Regions from separate parts of the Mus musculus genome. Here all the other regions are linked to region 3. A link is a loop called in an ENCODE intact Hi-C map of the cell type or tissue named here. Cell type or tissue: heart. All regions are shown on one strand. Links, peaks and the distances in the headings refer to the core of each region. The heading gives the core; the rest is flanking DNA. Region 1 overlaps Slx4ip (SLX4 interacting protein). Region 2 holds the start of Gm14064 (a long non-coding RNA gene). Region 3 holds the start of Jag1 (jagged 1).

The links. A loop is a pair of places that touch in the nucleus more often than their neighbours do. Peaks named below come from ENCODE experiments on the same cell type or tissue, not always from the same donor. Only the 100,000 strongest peaks of a DNase experiment are listed, where the experiment ranks them.
Region 1: it touches region 3 in a loop (6-fold over the local background); 5 of 42 quality-filtered maps call a loop at or near these places.
Region 2: it touches region 3 in a loop (5-fold over the local background); 3 of 42 quality-filtered maps call a loop at or near these places.

The regions. Positions count from the first base shown.
Region 1 is chr2:137,007,324-137,017,250 of GRCm38, forward strand. The region is part of intron 4 of Slx4ip (SLX4 interacting protein); the gene reads left to right. Among named protein-coding and RNA genes, the nearest start is that of Jag1, 100 kb to the right of the region's middle. In heart, for the core only: no CTCF peak of the experiment used is centred there; DNase peaks (open chromatin) are centred at 4,888 and 6,698.
Region 2 is chr2:137,658,715-137,668,641 of GRCm38, forward strand. Gm14064 (a long non-coding RNA gene) reads left to right here and starts at 4,679. Exons shown (of 6, transcript XR_866773.2): 1 at 4,679-4,873; 2 at 5,178-5,271. In heart, for the core only: no CTCF peak of the experiment used is centred there; a DNase peak (open chromatin) is centred at 4,667; H3K27ac peaks cover 4,262 bases.
Region 3 is chr2:137,109,916-137,119,842 of GRCm38, forward strand. Jag1 (jagged 1) reads right to left here and starts at 6,605. Exons shown (of 26, transcript NM_013822.5): 1 at 6,262-6,605; 2 at 5,489-5,794. The coding sequence starts at 6,342. In heart, for the core only: CTCF peaks have their summits at 4,383, 4,959 and 7,647; DNase peaks (open chromatin) are centred at 4,486, 4,956, 6,886, 7,566 and 3 weaker places; H3K4me3 peaks cover 5,469 bases; H3K27ac peaks cover 6,326 bases.

The sequences.
Region 1 (9,927 bases), core at 1,045-9,044, 100 kb before region 3:
TTTGTTTGTCTTGGTTTGGTTTGGTTTGGTTTGGTACTATTTCCTTGGTGAATAGTGATGCTGGCCATCTTTTTATGTACTCATTGGCTATTCATATATCTTTTTTTTCTTTTGAGAAATGACTATATGCCTAGTCCATTTTTAACTGGGCTTTTGAGGGAAAGTTTTTAGAGGGCTTTATAAATTATGCATATTAACATTCCTTATTGACTATGTAATTGACAAATATTTTCTCAAATTCTGTGGTTTGTCTTTTTAATCTCTTGGTGGCTTACCTTGGCATAGATATACATACATACATACATACATACATACATACATGTGTGTGTGTGTGTGTGTGTGTGTGTGTGTGTGTGGCCTTAAATGTGCTAAAGCCAAAATACCACTTTTTTCTTTTGTTGCTAGTACTTAGATGCTATGTCTGTGGAAATCATTGTCAGTCCTGTTTTGTGAAACGTTTTTTAAAATTTTTCTTCTAAAAACAGAAGTTCTATGGAATTTAAACTCATTTTCATGTGGATGTCCACAGTTTTCTTAGTATTCTTTGCTTAAACGGCTGATTTCCACATTGAATGGGTTTGGTAATCTTATTAATAAGCATTTGGTATTGAAATGAAGTTTAATTTCTGAGCTTGCCATTCTGCTGTAGCCTTTAGTGTCTGCCACTGGTGCTGGTTCTAGAGCCTCCTGATATGTTATAGCTTGTACTGAGTCTTTCAAGATTGCCTTGACTTACTCCTGGTCCACATTGCTATTTTTGATGAGTATAAATTAAGTATTCTATTAAACATCAGTGTTCTTAATGTATTGGTGGAATTTGGATTGCATCTGATACTCTTAGTTCTAAAGAAAAGTGCAGTTGACATTCTAATAATGTATATATTTGTTATTTCAGGGTCTGATTTAATATTGTTTTGGGGACTGATTAGAGTTGGGTGTGTGTGTGTGTGTGTGTGCATGTACACATGGGTGCACACAAGTGGGGTTACATTAACTCAGCACATGTTCTATTAGTGGTCTATATGAACTATAACTTTTTCTTTTCATTTCTTTTTTATTATTTTGAATAGGGTCTCCCTGAGTTGTTCAGAGTCCAGGCTAGCCCCAATCTTGATATCCTCTTGGTATAGTCTCCCAAATGCTAGAATTACAGTCATGTACCACACCCAGCCTCTAAGACCACTTTAAAGATAATGATATATGTGTATATATGTATGAATGTGTACGTGTATGTGTCTGTACGTGTACAAACACATTTGTGCAGGCTCAAGGTTGAAGTCACGAATTATCACTATCCACTCCAACTTATTCATTGCCAGGTTTTCTCAGTTGAGCCCAGCACTTGTTTATATGGCAAGTCTTACTCTAAAGATAGCCTGTCGCCCCCTTCCAGGCATGCAGCTATGCCCACTGGCATTTACGTGCGTTGGAGGGATCAAAATCCCATTGCTCATGCTTTTGCAGCAAGTCCTTAACCCCTGAGCCATCTGTCTTCTATTCCCCAGCAAATGGATTTTCTGTTGTCACCTGCTCTGGACTTTAACTGTACCACCACAAACCAGGCCGTGTTTGCCTTATGCAGCATCTGATGACCATTAATAGAGTGGATACAGTATTTAGTGCAGTGAGATGATTGTGTGACCAGAGGAAACCAGGAGATAGATATATATGTACACATATACAAACTTTTTTGAAAGTAAAATTTTCAGGGTAGCCCCATATTTTGACTCTTCCCCTCATTTCAATAACTTCTGTGCATATTTGTTGAGGTTTATACCATGGCCATCCCCTTCCCCAGTAGCCATGAGGTAGTTTATATTTCTCCCTCACTTAGAGAACTGTAGCAGGCACCTCATGGTACCTTTCATATGGCCAGTGTGCCACATTCTGTCCATTCTATACTTAGGCCGTCCCTTAAAAAAATCACAGGTTTGATTTTGTGCAACTCTGTAGAAAACCATTCAGGATATTCTCAGGATCACTATGATGAAGACCCCTGGGGAACTGAGCTGCCAGTCATACAGTACCACTTTTCCTTTCTCTTGTTTAAGTGCCATTGACTTGATTCCTTTCTCCTAGAGTTCCATCGTTCTGAAAGCTTGACTCAAATCAGAACCTTTTCTTCCCTGCTCTGTGTTATCATCAGCTCTCTAGTCAATGTACCCAGCACAATCTCCCTGTTTGTAGATTACAGGTACCCTAAACTTATCCTCCTACCATTTGACAAACATCTACCTCTCCACAGTGTGTGAGCCTCCCATGGACCAGGTCTGCCCTGTATACTCTTTGTTGTCTCTCTACCATGCAGGGCAGTCTATGGTCTACAAAATACAGTACATATGTGTTTAGGTGATTGCTTTTCTCATAAGGTTAGGGTTGCTCTAAGGAACCTGGCCTTCCTTATTTCCTGCAGAACCTACTTCATTTTTAGTAGCGTCTCCATTGTATGGCCAATGAAGTCCCAACTCATTTTTTTTTTTTTTACCAGTTCTTTCATTCCCCCTTTCCTCTAAATACCTGTTATTTGGAATTTATTACTTATATTATCTGTACCATATTATATCTTAGCCATGCTATAGTCTACTTAACAGCCTTCTTTCCTCCCTCAGAGGGGGGGGGGCTGACTCTGGCACCCCTAGAATCACCTTTCCAGATTACCATGCTGCAGAGAACTGTCTTCTGAGTGCTTGCTCTCCTCACATAGTTCCCAAGATATGAGTGCTACAGTATGGCTCTCTCTTCCACAGGATCACTGTCCCAGTAGATAGGTTCACCACAGTCAGTTCCTTCTTTACATTTCCATGGCCACATCAGGGTAAAGTGCCTCAGCATGGCACGAGATTGAGTGTGTCGTCCTGGGTAAGCCGAGTCTACACACTTACAACTTTGTTCATTGCTCTAGTAAGATGAACATTATTCACGCTTTGATTGTTCTTTATAAAACTACATATGCTCCTCCAAGACTATATAAAAGTACTTCACAATGTCAGTGAAGACTATACCAAATATACTAGCTTCATCCCATGTAAGTCATCTGAAAAGTCATCTTGGTAGTCAGCATACGTTAGTGACATGAGGAAGTTTTCAAAAAGATATCACAGTCAACTCCTACCACCTTCACCTCAGCATCTTCCTCTAGTCATGCTCAGAGTTGGGTGTTAGCAGCATCTTCAATTTGTGTCAGACTAGCAGCCCAAAACTCAAACAAGAGAATTGTGCTCTTCGATTTTCATTTATGTTTTATGTGTTCACAGACAGCTACACATTTACAGTTTGGGTTCGTATTGGGTTGTCCTCCCTCACCCATCCCTCCCTTGTCCCCCTCTTCCTTCCTTCTTTCCTCCATTCTTCTCTCTTTCTTTCCTGCTGCCACTCCCCTCATAATTAATTCTTGACTTACTGCTATAGCCTCCAGATTGTTCTTCTAATTCATCCATGCCTCTGTTGCCAGAATTGCCTTTTAAGACAGAATTGACAGTCCTCAGCTTGAGACCCTATAGCTTAATTTCCTTTTCAGTTTCTTCTGTACTTGACATAAGCCAGAGTGTATCTAGCTCTTGGTTAAAGCTTATGGGATCTCTAAGAGGGCGAGCAGTAACTATTCTGAAGCACAGCCTCTGCTACAGCATGGGGACAGGTTGAGTATACATACCAGTTACCATGAAAGTCATGTTCATCTGCAAAGCCAGGACATAGTACCAGAAACTGCTGCCCAGCCAGAGAGGTCAGCACATGACCAAGCCCTGTGCTTCAGAACCATGTCTTGTGTCTGTTTTCTGACCACAGTGAGTCAATGGAGGCAAACCATTTGGCCTTTACCCTGCGAGTATCAGAATAAGAGAGGTGTCAATCTTTTGGTTGAGTAGATGCATGGTACAGCTTACTCACTTAAGTGTTCCTCTTGATTTCCTATTTCCCTGAGTTTCCAAGTGGTAACAACAAGCTGTCAGCCCACTCCTAACACAGCTGCCGAGCTACATAGAATATTCCCTCTCCAATAGATAAAGTTCGAAACCTCAGCTCCACTCTACTACGGGGTTTCTGAGTGATGGTTCTATACTTTTAACCCTCTCTAGTTCATTCATAGCTCATGTTTATTAATTTACTGACTAAATTGTGAAGTGGACTATAACCACCATATTTTAAATAAAACAAGTAGGAAACAGCATAAACTTCTATCTCGGTTCTTGCAGATGAAGCAGCAAAAAGGGATGTGTAGATTGCAGTTACCATTCTGGCTTTGGTAAGCAAGAAACATGTAGTTAGTATTTCTATCTTTTTCCTTTGGATTTGTTTTCTATTCCTTGTGCCTGTAGCTGATCTGGGGTCTTCACTTTGACTCTTGAGGTGCTTGAGCTGCCAGCGGCTCTGCCTTGACAGGTCAATCTTGTTCCTTGCTCTGTCCACTTTGAGAATGCTCAGTAGTGTCAGGGGGTGGTGGCACACACCTTTAATCCCAGCACTTGGGAAGCAGACGCAGGCTGATCTCTGAGTTCAAGTCCAGTCTAGTCCACATATTGAGTTCCAGGAATGCTAGGATTGTCACCCCTCCATTTATCCCTTGGTTCCAGAAACCAGTTATTTTGTTTGTTTGTTTTGCTTTTGCCAGGGAAATACATATTACTTGGCCGGTCGGACTATACTTTGCATCTTTTAACTTACAGGCTTTTCCAAGTTCCATCAGGTCTTGACCCTCACTTTGCATCCTGACTGAATTTTTAGTAAATCTCATCTTTGATTACTTAAGACCATTGACCTTTATCAACCCATTGTCTTATTATGACCAAGTGACTTATGCAGTTTTGGTCTTTAATAGCCTCAGTATTTTTAGCCACCTAGTCATCACATGACTTCCTACTCCAGGGCTTTGGTGGTTTGCAGACACCATCTGTTCTAATCATTAGTCTTTCCAGCTCTTGATGCCCTGAGGTTGTCTCTCACAGAGACTTTACAGCAGTGCTGTTCTCAAACGAGCCAGTCATTATTTTGCAAAGGATTCTGGTAGAAGAGAGGAAATCTCTGGTAGGGGTTGCCATTCTTATTCAGATCTTCATACATACACATATCTCACCATTCTCTTAGCATCCTTTGGCTAGTTGTGCTTGGCTGGGTCTACCTAAGTGAGCCTTATAGCTGAATTCTGATAGAGGAGCCCCAGCTCTCTCATCAATGGTCTTTTTTTTTTCTTGGACAGCTACAAGAGTGACCTTCTGGGTATGGAGATGCCAAACATTTTCACCCCAGGTTGAGATAATGTGAAATCTGGCTGTTAAGAATTCTTGATGAGCCAGTCGACTAGTTCAGAGACTTTGGAAGGTCTGTGAGACACTGAGCTTACAGCAAGTCCCTCAGGAGAAAGAAGTACCCCAGTGACCTAGACCAACACACCTGAAGAGTTCCCCTGACTAATCACCAGTTTGTCATTGTACTGTAACTAAGCTATAGTCCCCAGATTACAATGCATTCTCACCTCTCAGCTTTTATCCATGCTGCTTCCACTTCTGTGGGAAAACTCTCACTATTTTAGGACTGGGCCCTGGTACAGTCAGATACTGGGGAGGAACACAAGTGTTGGAAAAAGCAGAGGAATTGTTGCTATTCATTGGTCACCTGCTTCTTGACTTTCCTTTGGTCTGCTTCCATCACAGCAGAGGTGGAGGTGGTCTGTGAGTTACAAGTCATGAAGTAGCCTTTCATTTTCCAAAACCACACCCTGCCCTGTATAAGATTCCAGGGTAGGAAAATCACCTAGCACAGAGGGAGAGAAAATGCTTTCCTCTTACCCATCCCCTCTGGCAGTCCTTTAGCATCTGCCTTTTAGTGCCTATTACTGAGTGTTAGCCGGTCAGACACCAGCACGGTTGTGTCTGAAATGGGCATTTCTAGCCACTTTTTCTTCCCATTGGTGGGGATTAAAACTAGGCTTTCTACAACTACACAAGTGCCCCACTGCTAAGCTATAACTACAGCCTGCAGACATCATCCCTGACTCTTTCCCCGAAGCTGAGAACAGGCTTGGAGTTGTGTAACTTGTCCAAAGGTCATGTAGCTGTGAAATGCCAGTAGCTATGTGATGGACAGCTGTCTAATGACAGGCTGTCTTGTGTTTCCTTTAAGGAGAGTCATGTCTGCTTGTCCTTTCTCTTAATAAAAATTCCCTCTTGTTATTAAGGCATAGTTCTTTTTAAATTACCCAGGTACAGGATCAGTGTTCTGCTTGAATTAATATATGCATCTTTGTTTTAAACTTTATATCTCCCATCTCTCATCTTGAGACAGAAAATAGACACCCAAATAGCCCATCTTCTAATCCAAAGTATCTGTTGCAATAAATTGGCTATATAGATAACAGTCCATTTATGTGTGTGGAGCAGTAGGATTTTTTTTTATTGCTTATTACTCTATTCTATATAACCTTTTCTTTTAGTTAACATCTAAGAAACCCAGCCCTTTAGAAAATGTCATAAGATAAATTAAATTTCCCTGAGTTCTGTGGTTTCTGTCTGAAGGGTTTTTTTCCCCTATGACTATGCTTTTCAGTTGAATATTTCTCTGAAGTCTTAGCTGAGGTCTCCAGCCAAAGTGCACATGCGTCTGTCTGCTCATCCTTTTGTGGCATCCAGGTGTGGTGTGTGAATGGCCAAGGCAGGAGTACAAGGCTTCCTCCCCACCTCCTCCTTTCCAGCCTTTGGGGATGGGGCACATCGCCATCGTGTTAGAAAATCCATGGGTGTTCACACAAGAAAAGAAAAAGGCAAGCATGGCCAAAACAAGCAAGTTCTTCCTATTCTTCCCTCTGTCTGAGAAATGTTCCCTCCCTTCCCTTAGTGCCTGATGCAACACGAGATCCTGCCAAAGAAAGCTTTCTCCTTGCTCTTCAGACACAGGCTTGTTGTGAGCTCTGCTCCCTGATGTCCCTGTGAGTGAAAAATGTGTACATGTAGAATTTTGTTTTGTATTTATTTTCCTAGACTATTGGAAACAGAGCCATTTCCTAATTAAAATAAATTTTGGAAGTGAAGCATGTTTCCCCTGAGCCCAGTCCTTCCTCAGCCCAAACCCGGCATCTTCAGGACAGACTGCAAATCAGCTGCAGCACACCACCTATATGATCCCCTGCAGCTGCTGCATCTCTTAATTTTCACTATTTTTCTAAAAAAAAAAAAAAAGACTATATGTCCAGTGACTGCTAAATCTCAACAAACATAGGGCCTTGATAGATACGCTATTTCTCATCATTCCTTATGTGAGTCAGCTTCTACGGCAGAGCTCTGAGTGCACACCCACAGGAGGAATGGTACTATACTCTAGTCACAGACAGAGGGTGTATAGGCAGTTTCTGACTCTCAAGGTACAGAAGGGAAGAACTGAAAAAAGGAAGAAATAGTCAGTTGTGTGGTTTTCTGAATAGTAAGCCAGCACAGCATATGCTCAGTTACCTGTTCTGTTAAATATTCATAGTTTTTACACATTGTTTTTGTTCACAGCCACTTAAGAATTGAAATGGATTTCCCTAGTCTGTCATAGAACTTAGTTGGAAGCATATGTTTTCTTTTTACACATGTGTTTAAATAGCTTTGGTTATTATTTATATTTCTCCCCATAATGTACTCAGTCAAAACATTTTCTAAGCTTTCATCCACATGCAAAAAAAAAAAAAAAACCTTAAAAAGGACAATAATGCAAACAAGTGCCTGCAAGCCCTCTCGTGAATATACTGTGGCATCAGCAGAGATTATTTTTCCAAGAATGGGCAATTTGTAAAACTTAAACTTTTAGACATTTTGTAAAAGTGCTAAAGCAGCAATGACAACTCAAGATGCTTTGCTTTCTCAAATGTGGGGGAGATGGTGCTCACCACTTACTGCAATATATAGAAAGCAAACAAAACTCTGAAGAGTAATGGTCCCACTTGCTAAAGTCACCTGATAGGGAGGGATATTGCAGAGTTTTGTCATGCTTTGTCTGCTACATTTTATACAAAATCAAATACAAAAGTGCTCAAAGAGAATTCTGTGAACAAAACAGAATTCTTTTCAACACATGAAGTGCTTGGTCTTCTATTGATCTACCTGAGACAATGTGGGCTGTCAGGGTGGACTTTATTAGAGTGATCCTACTGGCTGGGGAGTCTTCTGCTGCCTTCCCGCCCACAGCCCTTTCTCCCTGAACTCACAGCCTGAGCTCTATGGAGGCTTCTTGAAACAAAATTGATGTTGCTTTTGCTTAGTTTCAAGCTGAAGTTCCAATTCTGTTATGGTGTTTGTAGTAATGCCGCGTTGTTTTTCTACAGCTTTTAATATGAGTCTCATACTACTTTGCCTGGTTTCTTATGATGATGCAAGTTTGTGTTACTTTTTCTGAAGCTCTTATGATGATTTGAGTGCCGTACCATTGTATCTGCTTAAGATCACTTTTACAAATGGAAATTTTGCTGCTGAATTGCTATGTGTCTTGAAACTAGAAAATTCACAGGGATTACCAAATCCTTCACAAGTCATAGAGGATTTTTGTTATCAAATACTGGTTTGTAAGAATGTTTTCAGAGGAGTTGTGCAGTTGGCTGAGAGGCCTGCCCATTATCAGCTCCATGCAGAACAATGATTTATCACTAGATTTTCTACAGACAAGTCACTTGGAGGAATCAGAAGAGCTGATTCGCACTCCTGTCTGCTACAATTGGAAGGAAAAGCAATGGAGGAGAAAGCATCCAGCTCATAAATTGGAATAGAAATGGGACCAAAACTAAAAATTTTTCTTTTAGGTATCTGCTTCATTATATTTCTGATTATGACAGGGCTATTTAGGCATGCTGGAAATCAAAACAGTGCTTTATACATGCTGGGCATGTACTCTACCGCTGACCTGCATGCTCAGCCATGTGACAGCTATCATTAATTAGAGTGGCCACCATTTCTCATGCTGACAACTAGCTGCAGGGTCTGTGACTCTTCACTTTTTTAAGCAGATGAGAACAACCCTTACCATTGAAAGCCATGATTTAACTCAGCATGTCGGGAACACAGTACCCTAGCATGTTGGCTTTATGTTATCTAGTGGTCTAGTTGCCACATAGCTAATGTGTTTGTATGGATTGGCGAGAAGGATGGAAATAGAAGGGGAAAGTGAGATCCTTCCTAGACAGCGTTCTCCTTGGCACATACCAGCTAAAGCCTGGGAAGCTCTCGACCCACGGGTCTGACAGATTATAAAGAGCATTCTCCCCTCTCTGCCATAATGCCGTGGTCTTTTCTCATCCGGGCAGCATATAATTTAATTTACTAGACAGGATATGGGGAAACCTTCCCACAACCTGTATGTTTCTGGATAGTTTTCGTGTCTACTTCTCTGTAGCAGTAGCCTTCTAATGTCTAACAGTATTTGGATTGTTTACCAGCTTGTCTGGTCTTTGTCACCTCTCCTCTCCTCTTCTAGGGCCAGGACTTCCAAGGTTTTAAAGTCTAGCCATTGAGTTTCACATGGCCAATGTTTATACTCATAAGAATACTGGAAAGAAATAACAAGGATTAGAGAGAGAGCTCAGTAAGAAAGGCCTGCCAGAGGGGCCAGGTTGGAGCCACACAATCCAGGTAAATAGAATCTGAGCATGGAAGCACTTAATAGTAATCCCATGAAAGGTACAGACAGGCAGATCTCTGGAGCTCACTGAGCAGTCAGACTAGCCTACCTGGTAAGTTCTAAGCCACTGAGAGACCCTGTCTCAAAACGCAAGATAGATAGAACCTGAGGAATGACACGAGCCGTGTCCTTTTGGCCTACACACACACAAATACACACATTTATTCACACATGTGCAAACACTCATGCATACACAAAGGAAAGGAAGGAGGGAGGTTAAGAGAGGGAGGGAGGGAGGGAGGGAGGGAGGGAGGGAGGGAGGGAGGGAGGGAGGGAAGAGAAAGGGTA
Region 2 (9,927 bases), core at 551-8,550, 550 kb after region 3:
AAGAAATTTCCACCCAGTCTCCTTCATTGTCTGCTTTGTTGCAAGGAGATGTATTTAAAACTCTTATAAAATGTCACACTATCAGACAATTAGCATCATTGAAGTTCCTTTCAGCTGACTTGTTTTGGAAGAAACTGAGTTTTCCGAACTTTTGAAAGATGTGCATCACCAAGAGCTTTCTGAAGGACGATGGGAAAGATTAAGGCATGTATCTTGACCAGAAATTCCCACGCACAGCACAGCTGCAGTCCGTGTACCTCTGTCCCACGGCACACTACTGTTAAAAAATATTTTTGGCTTTTTGCTAGAGCCCATGGATTTCAGTGGTATGAATATGTTCATTCATTTATGCAACAATCATCACAGGGGTTCATTTGTTTATGTGACAATTCATGCCAGGCACAATTTCAAAGACTTGACCTGCCTGCAAATTAGCATAGAGCCTTCAGCCTGGGAAACAGTTCCATTATTTCAAGAATCAGAGAGAGCTGAGTTCACATTCCCAAGCTCTGCTGTTTAGTTAACACAGAACCTCTGAGAATGGTTCTAACTTCTCTAGATCTTACTTCTTCTAATTGACGATGTAATAAAGTTGTGGAACAAGACAAGGGCTCAGCAGAACTTAGTTCCTATCTTTTCAGGTGGTTAATTTATTTTATTTTATTTTATATTTTCTAACTGGTAGAAGTCTTTCCAGTACCCTTAACCCAACCTTATTTCACTCAGTGACAACTAGAAGGAGAAACTGAATCTCCAGATAGCAAAAGCTATCCCCAATCCCCACCCTGCTTCACCTCCCCACAGATGCTACAAGTCTTATGAATTCCTTACCTTATGCAAAGGTAAAAGGGGTGCCACTACAACCTGGCCTGAATTTACTACTGCCTCCTCCCTGTAATTTAAAGGGTTAATTTGCTTTCATGTTGCTCCCACTGAGAGGCACTGTTATTATGGGATGCAGATTCCCACAAAAATAAAGAGAGGTGCTTTTCTCAAAGCACAGACTGGCAAGATCATAGTTAATTTCCATGAGAGCAGAGAGCAGAAGCACAGGGCCAGTCTTTGAAATCCACTTGGGACATGTTATGTGAGAGAGACTGGTGCTTGAAAGACAGGAATCCCATACCTTGAATTCACTTTCCCATGAAAGGCGACAGGAAACAAAAAGCAATTCACCTTCCCTCCCTCCCCACTCTCTCCAGTCCACTTGTTTTTCCTGTATCAGGCAGCAACCTAGAAATTTCTAACTTGGGAACCACACCACCCTGCAGAACCAATGTGCATCTTCACAAGATCACCCAGAATTTACATGAAGCCTAGAGACATCATCTCTTTACTTGACCATCTCTGCTTATTAGGGGTCTTTTACTTCTTTCTTCCCCATTTTTTCAAGGACATTTTAAAAAGAAAAGAAGAGAAAATACCCTGACACTGAATGCTCTCATGTGAAAAAGGTCATGTCAGTGTTTTGAAAGTGTGCTATGTCAGAGGATTTGCATCCTATCGAGACAACCAAGAGTGGGCATGTATATGAAGTGGCATCTGTGGCTTTCTAATGTCATTATCTAATGAGGATCATATCAACCTTACTGTAATTCAAACCAGTTTTGCAAGCCATGTGTGACTCTGTTTTCCTGTAACTCTGGCGCTCTGCAGACACTCGGCAGCTGATCTCAAACACAGAATGTTCAAGGGCAAACCAAAAATGTCCACACAAAATTTAGGCATAGGAGTTAAGAATACCTTAGAAAATGCCTGGAGTTGCTTTGTTTGCTAAGTCACTTGATGTTTTGTTGTTGTGGAAGGCAAAGGCTTGAATTAATAACATACAGATGGGTATGCAAAATATGCACTTAATGTGTAAGTATAATTATGGCAAGAGGTTTAATTACACCGTGTCATGAATTTCTGACTCATTTGTAAACATCTTTATTAGCAAATGAGTATTGAACATTACCATATGTAAATTGAGATTTAGTTAGACTGTGTGGAAAAAAATAGGAAATACAGACATTTGTGCCTTGATTAGCTTCTTAGGACTGAAAGGGGGAATTATGTTTATATCTCACTATTATTCATCATTTATCAGAGAAAGCCATAGAGTAATGCATGTTAATTATTTGAAAAAAGAAGTATTCAGGAGAGCTAAATTCTGGTTCAATTCACCTAATTGGCAAGCAGAGCTATAATCCAGAAATTTGGCCCATTGTCCTGCCTCCTATACTTCTAAAACCATATCTTATAAATTCTCCATATTCCCAGGCATTCGGCAGGGAAGAAAAGAGAAAATGAGCTTTCAGTGAGACTGGAGGCAAATCCTTCTATTCCTGGAAACTAGGAGAAGGCAATCGTTAGCCATGAGCTGTTCCTCACTGACAGGTAGTGCCTTTACACTGCAGGGTAATGTGCCTGGTATGCTTTGAAGACTTCCCATGGTGGTGGGCTTGACAAGTCTTTCAGTGGACACTGATTCTTATCACCAATCCATAACAGTCTGTTTTGTCCACAGAAGGAAGAGGAGGGAGGGGAAAAGAGAGGGAGTGGGAAACTGATAACACTCTACATTTAGAAAGAGTTTAAACAGAGGCTTCAGGGACCAAACTAGATGGCTAGCTGAATCATTCTGGATTTTGCCTGGCACAAAAAGAGGTACTGGAGCCATGCACTGTGTGTCTGAGCCACCGGTCTCTGAAAACCACTTGCACCGATTCTGAATACACCCAGTGTTTCTATCAATAACTACATGTATAGTTTGAATATTTATGAGCTAGGTTCCAGACACATGCATTTTCCTGTTTATAGATAATTCCTTAAGAAGAATGTACATATCACTTGGATAACTTAGCTGGTCAGAGGCAATGAGGGGCAAAAAGAGGGTTACTTAGGGCATGAGTTTTGCAATCCACAGCTGGCATAGATATGAAGGGCCATTTATCACCCTTTAGTGACAAAAAAAATGGTAGGGAATGTTGTTTGCTTAGTTGCTTACTTTTTATTTGTGACAGAGTCTTACTTTGCCCAAGCTGGTCTGGATAGTAGACCTCTTGTCTCTGGCTGGGATTGCTCTTTAAACTAAAACAAAAACCAAACAACAAACAAACAAAGAACAAAAACAACCAACCAAACAGACAAAAAAAAAAAAAAAAAAAAAAAAAAAAAAAAAAAAAAAAGGAAAATAAAGAACCTCTAGCAACCAACAAGCAAAACAGTTTTTCTTTCCCAGAGAAGTGGAGTGATGTTTAAAGGGTCCACAGAGGAGCTAACAGGCTTCTGCTTTTGATCAAGGGTATCTCCATGGTTGCTTACTTTTGCTACAAACCACTGAGCTACATATCCTGTTCTTTGGATATAGGCTCCATTGCACAGTAATTTTTTTTCAATCTTCTGCACCACACAAGACACCATAAAATATACATATAAAAACATATGCTTACATATTAACTGAGAGATAATACATTGCAAGCATTCCTAGATCGTGATTTGTGCATAAATTAGAACATACCAGAAATAGATGTGCAAACAGCACTCACCCCAACTCTCTGCCTTGCTGGTTGTCTCTAGGAGAATCCCTGAAATCCAGCAGTCACTAAGTGAGTGAGGAGAACTTAATTAAAAGACCTTGCATCTTGCACTACTTTTGAGTCTGCTCCCTGCTTATTATGCAAGAGAGAACAAGTCATTTCTCAACTGATTTGAAGCAAAGCTGGCATGGCTCAGGGTACTACCACTAGCTGTGGGCTCTGTTTGGCACTTGGTTCCTGAGCAAACCTGGAAAACTGGCACACTTTCTCAGAGCTAAAGTCAAAAACTCCTACCATATCTTCCTTCATATTTGGACATACTTTCTTGGCTTTAAATCTCGTTAGGAGTGACACGTTGTATTTTGTCTTCTCTTTCTCCTTCTTTCTGTTTATCTGCCATTGTCCTCATGGTTCAGAAAGAAGAAGAAGAAGAAGAAGAAGAAGAAGAAGAAGAAGAAGAAGAAGAAGAAGAAGAAGAAGAAGAAGAAGAAGAAGAAGAAGAAGAAGAAAGAAAGAAAAATCTGGTCACTTTTGATCACAGCACCCAGAGGGATAGAATGGTGTCTGACAAAAAGGAGGTGCTTACTAACAGAAAGTACAATGTTTGTATAACTGGAGAGCAATAGGGAGCCAATCCATCTAGTTATGAGACTCACCCTTTTGTGTAATAAACTTAATGTTTGCAAAAGGCTTTATAACTAAAGAATGTTGTGTATCTCACCCTGTCATATGTTCATTGTTTGTTATGCAACTTCTACAGGTAAAAGGCATTACATATTTGGGGCTGTGAGGCTTAACCTAGAATCTTTGTTTATCCCATGCATTTAATCAGAACTCGGGCTCTGGATTCAAAACACCATGTGAACCAGCCCTTGAAACATGACCTCTTTGAGAGAGCAGCCTCTCCAGATCAAATGGAGTGTCCCATGAGCACTTCCCAGACTTTATTGCCAACAATTATTACACTAGTTGAAGAACATATTTTCTCACTGATATCCTGCTGCTGTTGTGAGGGGAATTGATTCTAACTGCCAGTTTCCTGCATTTTCTTCAACATTTCGATTTTGCAAGGGGAAAAAAAATCACAGTGATGAAAATTCCACACGTTACTGGGATGACTTCACAAACAGAACATTCCTGGCTTTGGAATTCCCCTCAGACTCCAAATGGAACTTACCCAATACAGAAAGCTTGAATCCATTCTGAAATGCAATAAAGACAAGGCAAAATGTTATCTTTGAGCTACAACACTGGGCTTCCAGTGGTCACTGGGAGTGGACACACATCCAATGCCAAACAGGCTGATAACAGACAGGAAGCTTCATTATAATCAGAAATGGCCTTCACTGCAGGTACAGTTCTGGATGCCATATTAATGTCCTAAGCCCAGATCTCCCCAGCATGAAGAAAGCTATGATTCAGGGGGTGCTAGGACCCAGAGCTTGAACGTTGATGGTCAGCTCACAGATCATCAGACTGAAGTCTAGCCAACAGGAGTAGGGGGTTGGGGTTGGGGGAGTTGAAGATATTTATCTATTGTGAGGAGATGAGCAAGGCAGAAAATGAGCCCCAGTTCCAAGTCTTCCCTGGCACTACTCACAGGAAAACAGCACAATATAATACAGAAATAAAATACAGAAACTTCCTCTTTACCAGCATTTTGAAGCTGTCCTGGCACCAATTTGCACTGACATCAGCTCACAGCAGGCGTAACATGAAATTTATCATCATGGAAATATGACCCTTGGCTGTGAGTAATCTAAAAAAAAAATTATAGCCCAAAATGGGGCAAATAAAGATAAAGACATTTGTGCAGGACAAATGTTGCATTTCCTATGCACAACTTTGTAGTTCTGTCTCAGGAAATGAATAGAATACAAATGGATGTCGACTGCCTGGGGGATTTCTGGTGCTATCTACACAGGGTTTATGTTCATAAAGCTGAGGGCCAGGTAGTGTATTCAAGATGACGAACTTGGATCACTATGAATCAATGACATGATCGAAATGAGCTAACAGAAAGGCTTCACAGAAAGTAAATGTTCTGTTGAACTTACTAGCTTTCTGTACCACAGCACTTTTCTATTTTTACATTTAAGTGGCTTAAACTTACAGGTCCAGAAGTGCTTATGTTGCATGCCTGTGTGTGTTATGCTTACGTGTGAAAAGTTTGCGATTTTTAAATGGACAAACTCAGAGTACTTTTGGTCAGTGAGATTCTTAGTTAATCACATGGGTTTTGAACTCTGCATGTATGTGTATTTTACTTTGGTTATGTTTTCAAAATGTTGATCTTAACTTCTTCCTGGCTCATGTTTTGGCATTTTCTACTAATTTCTTGAATTTATAGAACTGTGGAGGTTTTTGTTTGTTTGTTTTTTAATGCAGGATTCTTGTAAAAAAAAAAAAGAAGAAGAAGAAAGAAAAAAAGATCTTCCATAAAGGTAGACATTTAGAATGAGCAATATAGAAAAAGAAGGAAAAACTAAAAACATTCTTCTATGGAATTCTGTCAGTATATTAAAGATATACCAGGAAATCAGCTAAGCTAAGCTAAATAAACACAGACATTTTATACTCAAAAACAGTGCAGCCACTTCTTTTTTTTTTTTTAACATCAATAAATCACTGTCATAATTGTCCCAAAGTGATGTGGTTTGAGAAACAGCCATTGGGGGAAGTCGTTCTTCCCAAAATATCCACCTTATCTGGCTTTTCCTGATAGCTCGAATTCCACTGTTTGAGAGGGCTGCCATAGAGCCAAGGGGTGCAAATGTCTCTGTGAAAGGAGGAGCCATGAGCTATTTACACTTCAGGGTGAGGTGTTTAATCAAATGTGATAACTAACTGAGATGTGTTTTTCTTGTGAAGCCACTGATTTCCATGAAGGAAGGGTGTCAAGATAGCAGTGGGAAGCCCTGACAGGGAAGGTGTTGAAGACAAAACTCAACATCAACCTATGCTGATGGGTGTTTTTTACTCCCTGGAAGTTCTTGCATGACATATTACAATTACCTTAGCTTTCTCTTCAGATTAGAAGTTTTAAAGCCAACTTCATTATTAAGACTATGATCCTGGTGGAGTTTTTGTTGGTTCCTTTGATTAGTTTTGTCTTGTTTTGTCAAAGTAAACAAGGAAGAAGCAGAAACTTTTAAGAATCATCTATAAGCTGATTCCTTTGCTCATCATTAAAGTAGTTTGAGCTCCAGTGGCTACTTTTGAAGACTTGACAAACTATTCCTTAGACTTGCCCCTTGTCTTTAAGAAGAAGCAAAGGAACCTTGTAACAGCCATTTCTAAAGATGACCTTTATCTTGCTGTAGGCAATTTCTGGTTCCCTCCACCCTACTTGGCCCTTTCTGGTACCACATGCCAAATGGATAAGGAGATGGCACAGCTACTGGCGGACATGGTAGAAGCACTGATATTGTCTCAGACACGGGCAACTCTATCTGTATGGTGGAAAAGTCATATTATGAGGACCTAGAAGGTATATCACCTTCTTTGGTCTGTAATAATTCATTGGTAAGAAATTCATCTACTTCAGAATTTCAGCCACTCACTTGTCACCTTTATTAGATTCAGATTGGTAGAGGTAACTTGGAAATAACAGAAAGAAGACTAGCATCTCCAGAAGTAGATTGATTGATGATTAATTGATTGATTGATTTTAAATCAGAACAGTTGAAAAGCCAGTCTTTCCTCAGGAGAGGATACAGTACGCACATGGTATGGAGGGCTTAGGGTTCTTTTAGCATGGGATGGAGGACACTTTGGAAATGAAAGAGTCCATCTGGAGAGTAGTTCCCTTGCATTCTGGAAGCAGCATATTTGGGGTGTGGCTCTCCCTACCAGAAGCTTCCACAGGTGTCATCACTCAAGTCACTTCTTGTCCAGAGCTTCTCAGTCCACCTGAGGCTTTTCAGTCAGTCCAGTTCTGCAGTGTCTATATACTCATTCATTCACCGACTTTCTCCCATTCCCTTGACTCTAAAATAAATAATCTCCCCATTACTTTCAATTTTTGCCAATAAGGTTTTTAACTCTGTTTATCTATGAACCTAGTACACTGGATGTGATGGGGAAACATTTTCCAAGTTTTATTGGTTGATGTTGCCAATGATTAAGCTCAAATTTTCCAAAACATGGCTTGCCTATAAATACAGGGTAGTAAGTGAACCTGTGTACCAAAAGTTTCGTCAGCTCCAACATGAGGGTGCCAGTGCCATAGACAATGAGGACCAACAAGAAAAAGAATCAGCGGAGTGATGCATGAACACTTGGTGAAGACTTTTCTTGGGAAATGTCTTAGTTAAATACAAACTGGCTAGTGTCCCAATCAAATAGTCTCTTTGATGATTATATTTTTAACCAGACAGAAAACTCTTATATCTGTACTTAATAAAAGTCAACAAAGCCTACTTGTGCTTCTTTATAGCAAGTCTAATGACAGGATCATGCCTTTTAATTTGTGATAATTAATTTGACAACATTACGGTCTACCTATAACAGAAGCACTATGTCTGTAGTTGTCACAACAGGATACATAGAAAGACACAGATAGGTGGTGAATGTTCTTTAGTGTTGGTGATGCAGACATTTTACTAAGTACCTCTTTGCAAAGAAGGAAATAGAAAGCAACTGTCCTAAAGAAAGGCACACTTTCCTACCTACTGAGAGTAAGCCTGTGGCCCTACTGCTAAAGGCATCTGGGTAGGATGACACTGTTAGGTATATACTAGGTATTTTTAAGGAACATAATTTGCATTGTTTTGTCTTAACTTGCCCCTGTCCCTTTCTATGTATCCAGGAGGCTTTCATGGACACAGGCCTACTCAGTAGATTCACATAGCTGGAAATAATGTCTTTGTGAGTCACTAAGAGTTCTCTTGAGCCATGTGCCCTGCATATTTAAATGTGTGTTATGTATGAGTGCTTGTCAGCCTGAGGTCAATCTCAAGCATTGTTCTTTAGGAACTAAGTACCCTGTTTTTGAGACTGGGTGATCACAATTTGCCTAGACTGGCAGGCCAGTGAGCCCCGGGAATGAATCTTGCCTCCTCAGTGCTAGGATCACAGGAAAACCTCACTTGGCTTTCTCCTAGGTAACAGAGATTGAACTTAGGTCTTCATGTTTACATGATACATACTTACCAACTGAATTATCTTTGTAATTCCTCATTCTTTCTTTAACTCAATTGTACTTAATAAATTTTTCCATGTATTTATTTATTCATTTTTACTTGCTAGTTGCTGCCCCCTCCCAGTTCCCCCTCCTATGGTCCTTCAAATTTCTCTTCCCCTTCTCCTCTGAAAGGATGGAAGCTCGCTGGGTATCCCCCAACTCTGGTGTATCAAGTCTCTGTAAGGTTAGGTGCATCCTCTCCCACTGAGGCCAGATAAGGTAGCTCAGTTAGGGGAATAGATTACACAGACAACCAACAGACTCAGGGACAGCCTCTGCTCCAGTTATAGGGTCACCCACATGAAGAGCAAGCTGCACATGTGCTCCATATGTGCAGGGCATCTAGATCCAGCCCATACTTGTTCTTTGGTTAGTGGTTCAGTCTCTGGGAGCCCCCAAAGGTCCAGGTTAGTTGACTCTGTTGGTCTTCTTATGGAGTCATTATCGCCTTTGGGTCCTTCCAATCCTTCTCCTAAACTCTTCCACAAGATTGCAGAAGCTCTGCCTAATGTTTGGCTGTGGGTTTCTGGATTTGTTTTCCTTGACTTCTGGGTGGAGCTTCTCAGAGGAGAGTTATCCTAGGATCCTGTCTGCAAGCATAACAGAGAATCATTAATAGTGTCAGGAATTGGTGCTTGTCAGGAACTGAGTAGTCTAGAGCACAAACAACAATTGATTTATTTGAGCTAATTTTGTATCCTGACACTTTGCTGAAGGTGTTTATCAGCTGTAGGAGTTCTCTGGTAGAATTTTGGAGGTGCTTATGTATACTATTATCATCCATAAATAGTGATATATGACTTCATCCTTTCCAATTTGAATCCCTTTGATTTCCTTTTGTTGTCTTACGGCTCTAGGTAGAACTTCAAGTACTATATTGATTAGATAGAGAGTTGGCAGCCTTTTCTTGCCACTGATTTTAGTATAACTTCTGCAAGTTTCTCTCCATTTAATGTGATGTTGGCTGACTGGCTTGCTTTTGCTATGTTTAGGTATGAGCCTTGTATCCCTGATCTTGTCAAGATTTTACATGACGGGGTATTAGAATTTGTCAAAGGCTTTTTTAGCATCTAATGAGATGATCATATGATTTTTTTCCTTTCAGTTTATTTTTATGGTGGATTACCTTGATGGACTTTTGTGTAATAAAAGTCATCTTTGCTTCCTTGGGGTAAAGCTTATTGATCATAGTGAATTTTTTGATGTGTTCTTGGACTCAGT
Region 3 (9,927 bases), core at 1,008-9,007:
AAACAAACCGCCATCCAAATGGCACGCGTGGGGAGTCCAAAACCCCAGACCGCTGCGACAGGCAGGCCCGCCAGAGGCATGCACATCCTGAGAATGTCCCGAGTGCCAACACAGCCATTGTACACAGCCTGCTGGCCCCAGGTCTGTCAGGGGCCCTGCATGCGCTCTGCTGACTCAACTGTTGCTTCCTGTCACTTGTCCTGTATTAGCAGTATTTCTGGAGAGGCCCCATTCTTCTCTGTAATCCGCACTTCAGTCAGTCCAGCCAACTCTATTGTCCTGCCTGAGTCTGGGTGGCCAGAGTATAAAATATTCCAGTCACAAAACATGGGAAACAAAAAACGAGTTCAGAGAGTCCATGTGTGGGCACACACAATTCCTGTCTTTTAGGGTTTTGGCAAGGTGAGGGGTGGAAAAAAAGACCACTCCCCTCGTGCATGCAAGCTGAGGCTCCAGCCACAGAAAGCGACCATTTTTGCAGGATTTGACATGTCAATAGAGTGTGATCTGGCCACAAAGAGTGATTTTCTCATCAAAGCCCACCTCAAAGACTCACCAAGGGGCCCCAGAGCTCATACCCAGATTGCAGGCTCTCAATGAGAGGCCCCTAACCCCTTTCCCATCATTACCCTTACCTGTTTGAAAGGCATCCCACTGATAATTAAATGCACCAGTTACAAAAGGGTGGTGAGGTTAATAGATAGAATACCAGGGAGCCAGCCAAGCACAACCGTCCAGTTCACACAGAGCAAGCCCAAACAAGAAGCCTTTCTACTGATTTACCAAAAGTGCATAAAAACTAGGCTGAGCTGGTAGAGGGCTCAGTTTGATTATTTACATGCCCCCTTTAACCACTAGGAGCCACCCTGGGAATGTCTTCCCAGTCCACATGCTGCTCCAGAGAGAGATGTTACTGACACTATGAGTAAGGACCAAGGGGCTGCTGTGGGCCAAGCAGTAACCTAGCAACACCAGTTTTCTGAGCCCAAGACTCACCTCCCTCCCCATCCTGTCAGAGTCCTCACTTTCATGCCTCCAGATACATCTTCCAGCCCTTGGAAGAAAAGTTTATTTTGTTCTCATTATTGTTAAAGTAGATTTAAGGGCTGGAGCCAAATGTCACTTGGGAACAGTTTGAATCCTAAAACCTTGGGCTAGTTAGGGGTATGTCTCTAAAGCTCCACCAAGAAGAATTCTCAGGAATATTTGTCACTATGGATTACCAAGCTGGCAGTGTGCACAACCACAGACTATGCGTCCACGCAGAAATAATCTATGTGAATAGAAAGCCTGACACTCTGGAACCAAGTTAGGCCTTTCCACAACATGGCTACTCCGAATCTGGCTCCCATGTGAAGTGAGGACTCCTTGTAGCCTTAGCCTTGTTTTCTCACAAAGCGCCTTTTCCCTCCATGGTAAATTTCCCACCTGCCCTCTGTACAAAGTGTCCCTGAAGGTACCAGAGCTTGTAAAGACCTTAGGCAGCATTCAGATTGCTGGCTCTCTAGGAGGTTTACCCCTACCACATTGCTGCTGCCTCTGCCTCTGCCCAATTCAGCTACCAACAGCACTGAGCCTTCACTATTCTCTACAAATGTTCCAAGGCCCTACACAGCTATGGGTGTGGAGTTGATGGGTTGCAGATTCTTTTACGTACTGGAGGTTTGAGCAAGTTGCTAAGAAACAAGAAAAGGAGGAAGAAAACACAGAGAGGTCTATACCTGCAGGAAAAGGAAAACTATTAGGAACCAAGAAAGTACTCCAGGTCACAGCTGTTTTACAGTGCTTGAAAGCCACTCTACCTCCGTGTTCCCCAAAAGCCCAGTAAAGCAACTTAAACATTTGAGGCAGGTTTCTTAGAACAACAACAAGAAGAAGAAACAATGTTCTCTCCATACACACATCATCCCTTGTGCTTAGCACTTACACAAGCGCACTGTCTGCATACATGCTCGGCACACAGGTGAGGTACAGAAAAAAAGCTAACTTAAAGAGAGTCTTATTCCTCTCTCTTCCATGTGTCCACACACATCTAGAGGAAAGACAGCAGACAGCATAATCATACCCAAGGACTGGCAATTTAGATTCTGTGATTAACTACCTGATGGCAACTTGACTCTAACTCCTGTTATTTAGTTACTGAGGCTATAAGTGTGACACGGGTTCAAGCTGGCATCCTCTTCTGCTACATTGGTCACGTTTCATTGGCTTTTCCTAAAATAATTAAAGTTGCTCTCAGCAAGACTCTGAATAGGGTCAGTGGTATTTAAAGATAAAGCCAGACACCCCTGTTGCTTTACCCCAAGTCATTACAAATTTAGGGCCACCAATGCAGCCATATGACTGAGGTTTTCAAAAACAGAAGTAATTATACTAATGCATTTTTAATGAGCAGGCACTACTGGGATTTTGAGCTAGTTTGGGGAGGTGCAAATTAACCATTTCGGTGATTTATTAATGGTTATTCCCAAATCATTTCTTGTTAAGCCCAATTACCTGTCATAACTATGCTCTTATCACCTAGTATCCAAATTGGAAAATAATAAATCAAGCTAGCTGCTGCAAGTTGAGCTCCCTCACAGCATGGATGACAACCCAATCAGAAGCACAAAGCTAAAAGACTGGGGCCAGAGCAACTGATACTGGAGTAGGATGTAGCCCAAGGGCAATATAAGCGAATGCGATACTGAGATGGCAGGGACGTCCACTGCAGAGCGTCTCACAAGCTGGGATGTAGACTGTGTTTCAATCCTACCAGATCATTTCCTCCTCTTCCTCTATAGGCCACGAACAGGGGCCATACTAGCAATCAAAAGAAAGGAATTACATGACTTTCTTCACTGAACTAGCTTTACCAAACACAGTGTTTCCTTTCTCCGTAAGCCAATTTAGGAGTACTTAGCCCAAAAGACAACTGTGCCTGCTTAGGGGTTGGCAGCTTATGTGGCTATGAGGCCAAGGTAGGCTGGAGGCTTTGTTTGCCTTTTAAATTATGGCCTACTCTGAAATTCCAACATCTCCACACCAATTCCACTGTAAACTAACTAAGAAGGAGGAGAAATAAAAATTAAGTTTGTGGGGCTTGAATTCAAACCCAGGACCTTTAAGAATGGTAGGCAAATACCTATTTTGATGAGCTACACCCCCAGCCCGTTTTAAAAACAAGCCTCTCGTGTTAATTATCAAAGCGAATGAAGCTGTGCGACCCATTACTAACACTTGTGAAGCTTAAGGCTTTCATTGAAGCTAAGACTCACCCTGGAGCCATTCTTGGAAGTTCCAGACAGCAGCGGTTCTCTAACCACACTGAGGAAAATAAACTAAAACAACACACACACATACACACCCCACTTGAGTTTATACACACACACACACACACACACACACACACACACACACACACACACACACACACACACACACACACACACACACACACACCCACCCCACCCCCCCCCCCCACTTGAGTTTCTCTTCGGAAGTAAAGCCTGTGTTTCGCAGGAGGCCTGTTTGGGGGCAGCAGTGTGGAGACTTGTTTAGGAGTGATCCATGTACTTGGCCCAGCTTCAAAAAAGAACCACATTCTCGGTGCTGACCCAGTGGGGCTCCCTCTTTCTAGAAAACCCGAGTCTATTTCATGGTCGGTGACCCGTGGGGCCTGAAGGCACTGAACAGTAGGAGCCCAGCAGTGGTGGCAACCCTCCATCCATCCACTCACACCATTTCTGCTCCTTGTCGGTGAGAAACTCTCTCTTCCAGGTGTCAAAAGCAGACAGCCACACTTCTGGGTCACTTTCCCCCAGCCAGCCTGTGGAGCAAGTCTGTCTGCTTTCATCCAAGCCATCCTCCCCCTGACCCCTCTCTCCAAAATAAACCTCAGCCAGGCCTGCCGTTCTTTCCACATCACTAATAAGATTCCTTTTATGGTCTTGTGAAAAGCGAGGGGCTCGGACTGATCCTAGGGAGGGTGGAACCACCTGCAGGCCCCTTCCTCCCGAAACTCCAAACACAGCTCAAGGGCAGCCAGTACTCACCCTAAGCTCGAATGGACCCAGCCAGATTTAGAGGTGGCCAACCTCTTTAGCTTAAAGTTCTCCCTAATAGGGGATTAACAAACAAGACAAACATTCTTTGTAAAAGTGAAATCCCACAGCGGACACAGCCTTCAGATCTGAAGAGATTTCACCTACAGCGGCAGTCCCCTGCCAAAATAAGACCCTTTTTAATAGCATGTTTTCGATAACTGTCTTATCGCACCCACAGCAAAGGCCAACTCCTGTAAACGCAGACATTAAGAGCCAGCTCAGCTTCACACACAGACAGCCAGACAGGCTTCTCTCCCGCCCCTCTTCAGAGTTTCAAATCACAGCCCAAAGCCGCGGGTAGGAGGCAGCAGAGCGCACCCCATCCGAGCACGTGGCGGAAAGCAATCCTCTGGGGCACAGATCTCCCCCTCTTACCACCCACCCTCGGAGCTCAAGCTTGGCGGAGCACCAGTCCTGGCAGCGAGTCACGCCTCCTGGACAACGGGCACACCCCCCACCATTTCCCTTTCCTCCCCTTCTGCAATCGCACCCATCTTCCTTCCACCCATTTTGGGATGTTGCAAGGGTTCTGCCGCAGTCTGCCAGCGGTACGCCGGCCTCAAGCAGCTCCGAGGGAAAAGGGGGAGATGAGGGCGCACGCAGTTGCACCCGCAAACACGACTTATAGCGGGCTGCCTCTTCTAAGCCTTACTAGGGCGCGGGAAGGGCTTGCGGAGGCCGGGTGCCCTCCGGACGAGAGAGTGCGCCCGCCCTTCCCGGGGAAGTTTGCAAACACAGCTGTTCCAGAACTGGGGAACCGCTGGGAGTAAGGCAGCCTGGGCTGCACCGAGCGGGGGCGGGAGGAAGGGGCCGGCAGGGGGCGGAGGTTCCCAGACTAAAGCTTGGACGCCAGCCGGAGACAACCCCCCTCCTGCAGCCGCCACTTCAGGCTGGGAGAGCACCCCTCCAACACACTAAAATCTCCCCACTAGAGCCGCGGGAAGCCTGCTCCCCCACACCCTGCAGGAAGGACACACCCGCCCTCGGGGCGGCTCACGGGAAAGGGGAGGGTGCCAACTTGGACAGCGTATGCAGGGCAGACTATGCGCAGTCGCCTTCCAGGGCACTACGAGTTTTAATTAGTTAAGCAAAGAAATCATCTATAATGACCGCCTGGTCGAGGGTGGGAACTGGAAGTAGCAAGCATAAAATTAGCATCCTTGCGTACTTTCCCCCAGCAATGCTCTTCAGAGACCCCATTTCGCTGCGCTAAGCAGACACCACCCAGAATGGAAGACCCGCCCGTCTCATCTTGTCCAGGTCCAGCTGTAGTCTGGACTCTCAAACTTGCCACCCCCAAAGCCTCTCAACTTAGTGCCAAGTTTCAAGTGGCATTAAATCCTTCTCAAGGCAATATAGGGCTCGGCCCCGCGTTCGACTCTGTCGGTGTGTCGCTCACTCACCGGCCAGGCGAAACTGAAAGGCAGTACGATGCGATTACGGTCGTTGCCACGGCTGGCCTTGAGATTGAAGGTGTTACCCCCGATGACAGGCGTAGACCCTGAGCCGAAGCTGCAGGGTCCCCCGGCAGTGACGCGGGACTGATACTCCTTGAGGCACACTTTGAAGTACGTATCACACTCGTCGCGGGTGCACTTGCGGTCGCCAGGGTTCCGGACTCCACCACAACAGTTCCCATTCTGTAGCTCTCCATTCACGTTCTGCATGGACAGGATCTCCAGCTCAAACTGACCCGAGGCCCCGCACACCTGCCAGCGAGGAAGGAAGGTCAACGCATGAGAAAGTTTTCTCTGAAGGTGGAGGTGGAGACTCCTTGACACCCCCCACCCCCAATACACACACCCCAGGCTGCCAAAGATCCTCGGTGGCAAGTGAAAATAATTTTGCAAAAACTAGGTTTAGGGCTCAACCTGGTTTGGGGGCATAAAAAACACAAGTGCGGGAAAACTAAGACAAGTGCCCCGAAGGACCGTGAGAACGTAATGATCGCATTTTGCCCAGCCTGGAGGAGTTTATCTTTCGAGGCCAGGGGCTCCCCTCTGGGGAACCAGCGTTCCCTCACCGGGTGCTGCCTCTCGGGTGAAAAGTCAGGGTCAGGGAGCCTTGTACTCAAGGGCTCCGGAACTTGCACTGGGAGCCACAGCCGCTCCCGTCCAGAACGCCACGAGGGAAGGGAGAGGACCGCGGGGAGCAAGAGCGGGAGAGAGACTCCTACCTTGGCTCGCAGGGCACAGAGCAGGGCGAGCAGAAGACTCAGGGGGCGCCCGGGCCGGCCGCGCGTCCGTGGGGACCGCATCGCTGCGCCGCGCGCCACGGGCACTCCGGACGCCGCCGCCGCTGCTAGCGCTGGTGCTCCCGCCGAGGCTGCCGTCGTCGCTGCCCCCGCGGCCGCCGCGTCCCGGCTCTAATATACTCCGTGGATTGGAGCATGCACGACTGGAAAACAACACTACTTTTCAAAAGCCCTTTCAAGAGCCGCGCGTTCCAGAAGGCAAAGAGCCCGGCCTCCTTTTATTATTCTGATCGCTTCTTTGAGGCGCTCCCCCCTCTTCCACCTCTCGGCTTTCTTTCCTTCTCTCGCGCTCCCCTTCTTTTATTATTATGATTATGCGCAGCCTTTTATTCCCTTTCAGATCAGCTGCATGAAACGCGGGGAGGGAGGGGAGGAAAAAAAAAAAAAAAACCTGAGCCTAGCTCGCCGGCCGGCTGCAGGTAACACAATGACGCGTGCCCGCCTGGCTCTCGAAGGGACCCGGAGCGCCGGTCTGGGAGCCGGGACTCCGGCTGGCCACCTCTTCTCAACACGCGGAACAAGGCGCATGCGCGATTGTTAATATTCATAAGGGGCGTGCCATCTATTGGGCACGCCCCTTTCCTCCGGGTTGTTGGGGAGGGGAGAAATTGAGAAGGGGTTGGAAGTTGCGGGACGGACCGGGTGGCATGGCCGCCCGAGGGGCCCCCACACGCAGATCAGTGTCCCGGGGAGCCCGGGCCAGGAGAAAGGAACCTGGAAGGACCGTGGAGGAGCCCATGGCTCTGAGAAGCCCAGAGCGCCTCCGCTGGACCGCCCCCTCGGTGCACGGCCTGGGCTCCCTTGCAAGCCCCAGGTGTAGGCGCCGCGGTACGGCCGGAGCAGTTGGGGCGGGCGGCTTCCGCCTTCGGAGCCGCCTGCGTCAGCTGCGGCTTTTGCCCCGGGGAGGAGGGCCTGCCCGCCGGGAACCCGGGCCGCTCCCAGCAAGCGAGCCCAGAGCCCTGTGCTGGCGGCGGCGAGACTGGCGCGCTCGCCGCCGTCTCCTCGCCCCGCAGAGGCGACCTGGGCAGACTCTGCTGGGAACTTTGAAAAACTTTCCCGGAGTCAGACTTGCCGCAAACTCGAGGGAAAGCCTCGGCCGCGCGCCATCCCTTCCCAAATCCATGTCCGTGGAGCCTCGGAGGGGCTCCCAGCGTCCTTTCCAGACCGCGCCGGGGCAGAGGCGTGGGGGAAGCAGGGGGAGTGGCCGGCGGGCACCCGGGGGCTCAGCCCGGACTTCGGGAAGGGCTTTCTGAGACGCCGAGGGCTCCGCCAGCCTCCAGCCCGGGCGCAGTGGCGGGACTGCACCTGTAGGCGGCCTCCGCGCTGCTCTCTGGGTGGCGAGACGCGGCCTGAAAAGAACCTAACCGCTGTCGTGGTCCACAGAACTTGGCTTCTCCTGGGTGGTGGTGGAAACCGATGCCATTTTCCACCTTGAGGCAGGCCTCGCAATTAGCAGCGACACTCCTGGTCATAATCAAGGTCAAAGGGAACCCAAAGGCTGGCTGAAGTCTCTGCCAGCTCCACTCCAGGCGGGTTTAAACGGAGCTCTTTAGGAAAACAGATTTCCATTAAAGGACGAAAAGGGTTTCTTAACTTGCGTTGAGCCTGTCCTGAAGAAAAGCTCTGATTTTTCCGAGATTGCTTTAGCGCCTCAACCCTTCTAGACATCAGGGCATGATGGGTAAAGGGAAAAACAGTTTCCAACATGCTGAACACGACAACATAACAACACAGGTTATTTGTGGTTATCTACGTTTAAAGAGTGGCCCAGCATAGATAGTGCCCCATACCACTTGATGGGGTTGAGAAAGCTGAGTTCCAGGCTAACAAAGATGGTTCCGTAACTTGGGCATTTTAACCACCTGAGATAGGTGATTTCTTAATGGCAATGCATCTCATTCTAACCATTCCCGAGTAACTTAATCCATAATTGGGAAGGGCATATCCCAAATCAGAATGAGTTTGCAACTGGTCACAGAAGCACCTGGCCTACACAGCAGCCACCTGGGCATTTTCCAGTGTGCCCAGTCCTCCTCCACCCAATGATCACGAATGCAAAGCATCCCGTTTTCAACATTAATTCAACACAGGTTTTTGTTTTTGTTTTTGTTTTTTTCCCACTAAAGTTTCCAGAAATATAACAGTCCTCACTTCTGATTGGACTTCTTACCTGCATCTCTAGTCGCCAAGTTAGGGTGCTCAATAACGCTTTTATAGCAAAGGATTGGTGGTGTGGAAAAGCCACATAGCCCACAAAGACTGCAGTGGTCTTAGAGTCTATATTTCTTGAGGTCCCAAGGTCTAAAGCTGTTTTAAAATGTAAAGCTGTATCCAATGATGCATGCCCCATGTCCCACACTAACCCCTAGAAGGCGGCTATGGAGCCAGAGTTTTTAGTTCAGAAGGTTTGAGCCAGCCACCTGAGTTACATTGGAAGACTACCTGAGATTTATAGTTGCTCTGCTGCTAACAATCTGGGCTTCGTGAAAGCTGAGATCAGTACCTATCTAACAGTGAGTTTAGCTCACTTCACTAAAAGGAAAGTTTTGAGGAGTAAAAAGCACCTAATGGCATACTGGGAATGTCAAATCACTAAGAAACACCAAAGGCACAGCAAATAACACAGAGCCTCTAGTCTTTTCTGTGCCTGGGAACCCACATTTGAGGAAGGCAGTTGTGGGCTATAGGGGATTCTTTAAAAATGTTTTCATTTGGTGCTCTTCCAGTGAGCTGGGACTCCCCCAAGAAGCTTTTTTATACTGCAACAGGCACTGGGTGGAACTTCTGTCCTCAACTTCCTTGATCACCCCTGAAACCTGGAGAATGGGGAACTACTGCTCAAAGAATTCAAAAATGGACATTTCCCCTTGCCAAGCCATAGCCTCCCTTTGAGCTTTGCTTTCCAACTATAAGTGTATAGTTAAGGAAACATTCCCATGGAAAACAACACTTAGCCATCACCATTGCTTCCACCCCAGGTTGCTCCGAGCCAGATAGCAACCTGTTGCAGGTGTTTGGATATCTTCTCTGATTTTAAAAATATGATGCCTCAATTCCCTTTCTACAAAACATACCCAACCTTCATTCATTCATCAACAAACAGCCCTGACTTCCCATGGGACTTAATAAGAGGCATTTATGTTATAATTGTATTTTAAAGCTTCTAATCAACCAAAATTATTTATCAACACTGAGAAGAATCAGCTAATCAATATTTATTGAAAAGTACTGTTGTATGCCGTAGTGTGACTGATCTAAAGAACGCCACGTGAGGAAAATAAGTCGGGTACCAAGAGTTCAGCGCGTATGAGCTCCTTTAGAGCTCCTATATACAAAGGTGGATGAGGACAGGAAACGCCAGTCTTGCGTGCACGTATGGTTAGGGTGGTGTGTGCTTGGAGGTTTGATGTGCTTGGTCCTTTTCTGGGCATAAATCAGCTATCTGTGTCTTAATTGGGGGATGGATGACACAGGTGTGTGGATTATCAACTTTCAGTACCAAGCACATTTGAAACCAGTGCCATTCATTATGTTTTTTTTTTTTTTTTTTTTTTTGAAGGCACACAGTGGTTGCTTTTATCAGTAAAA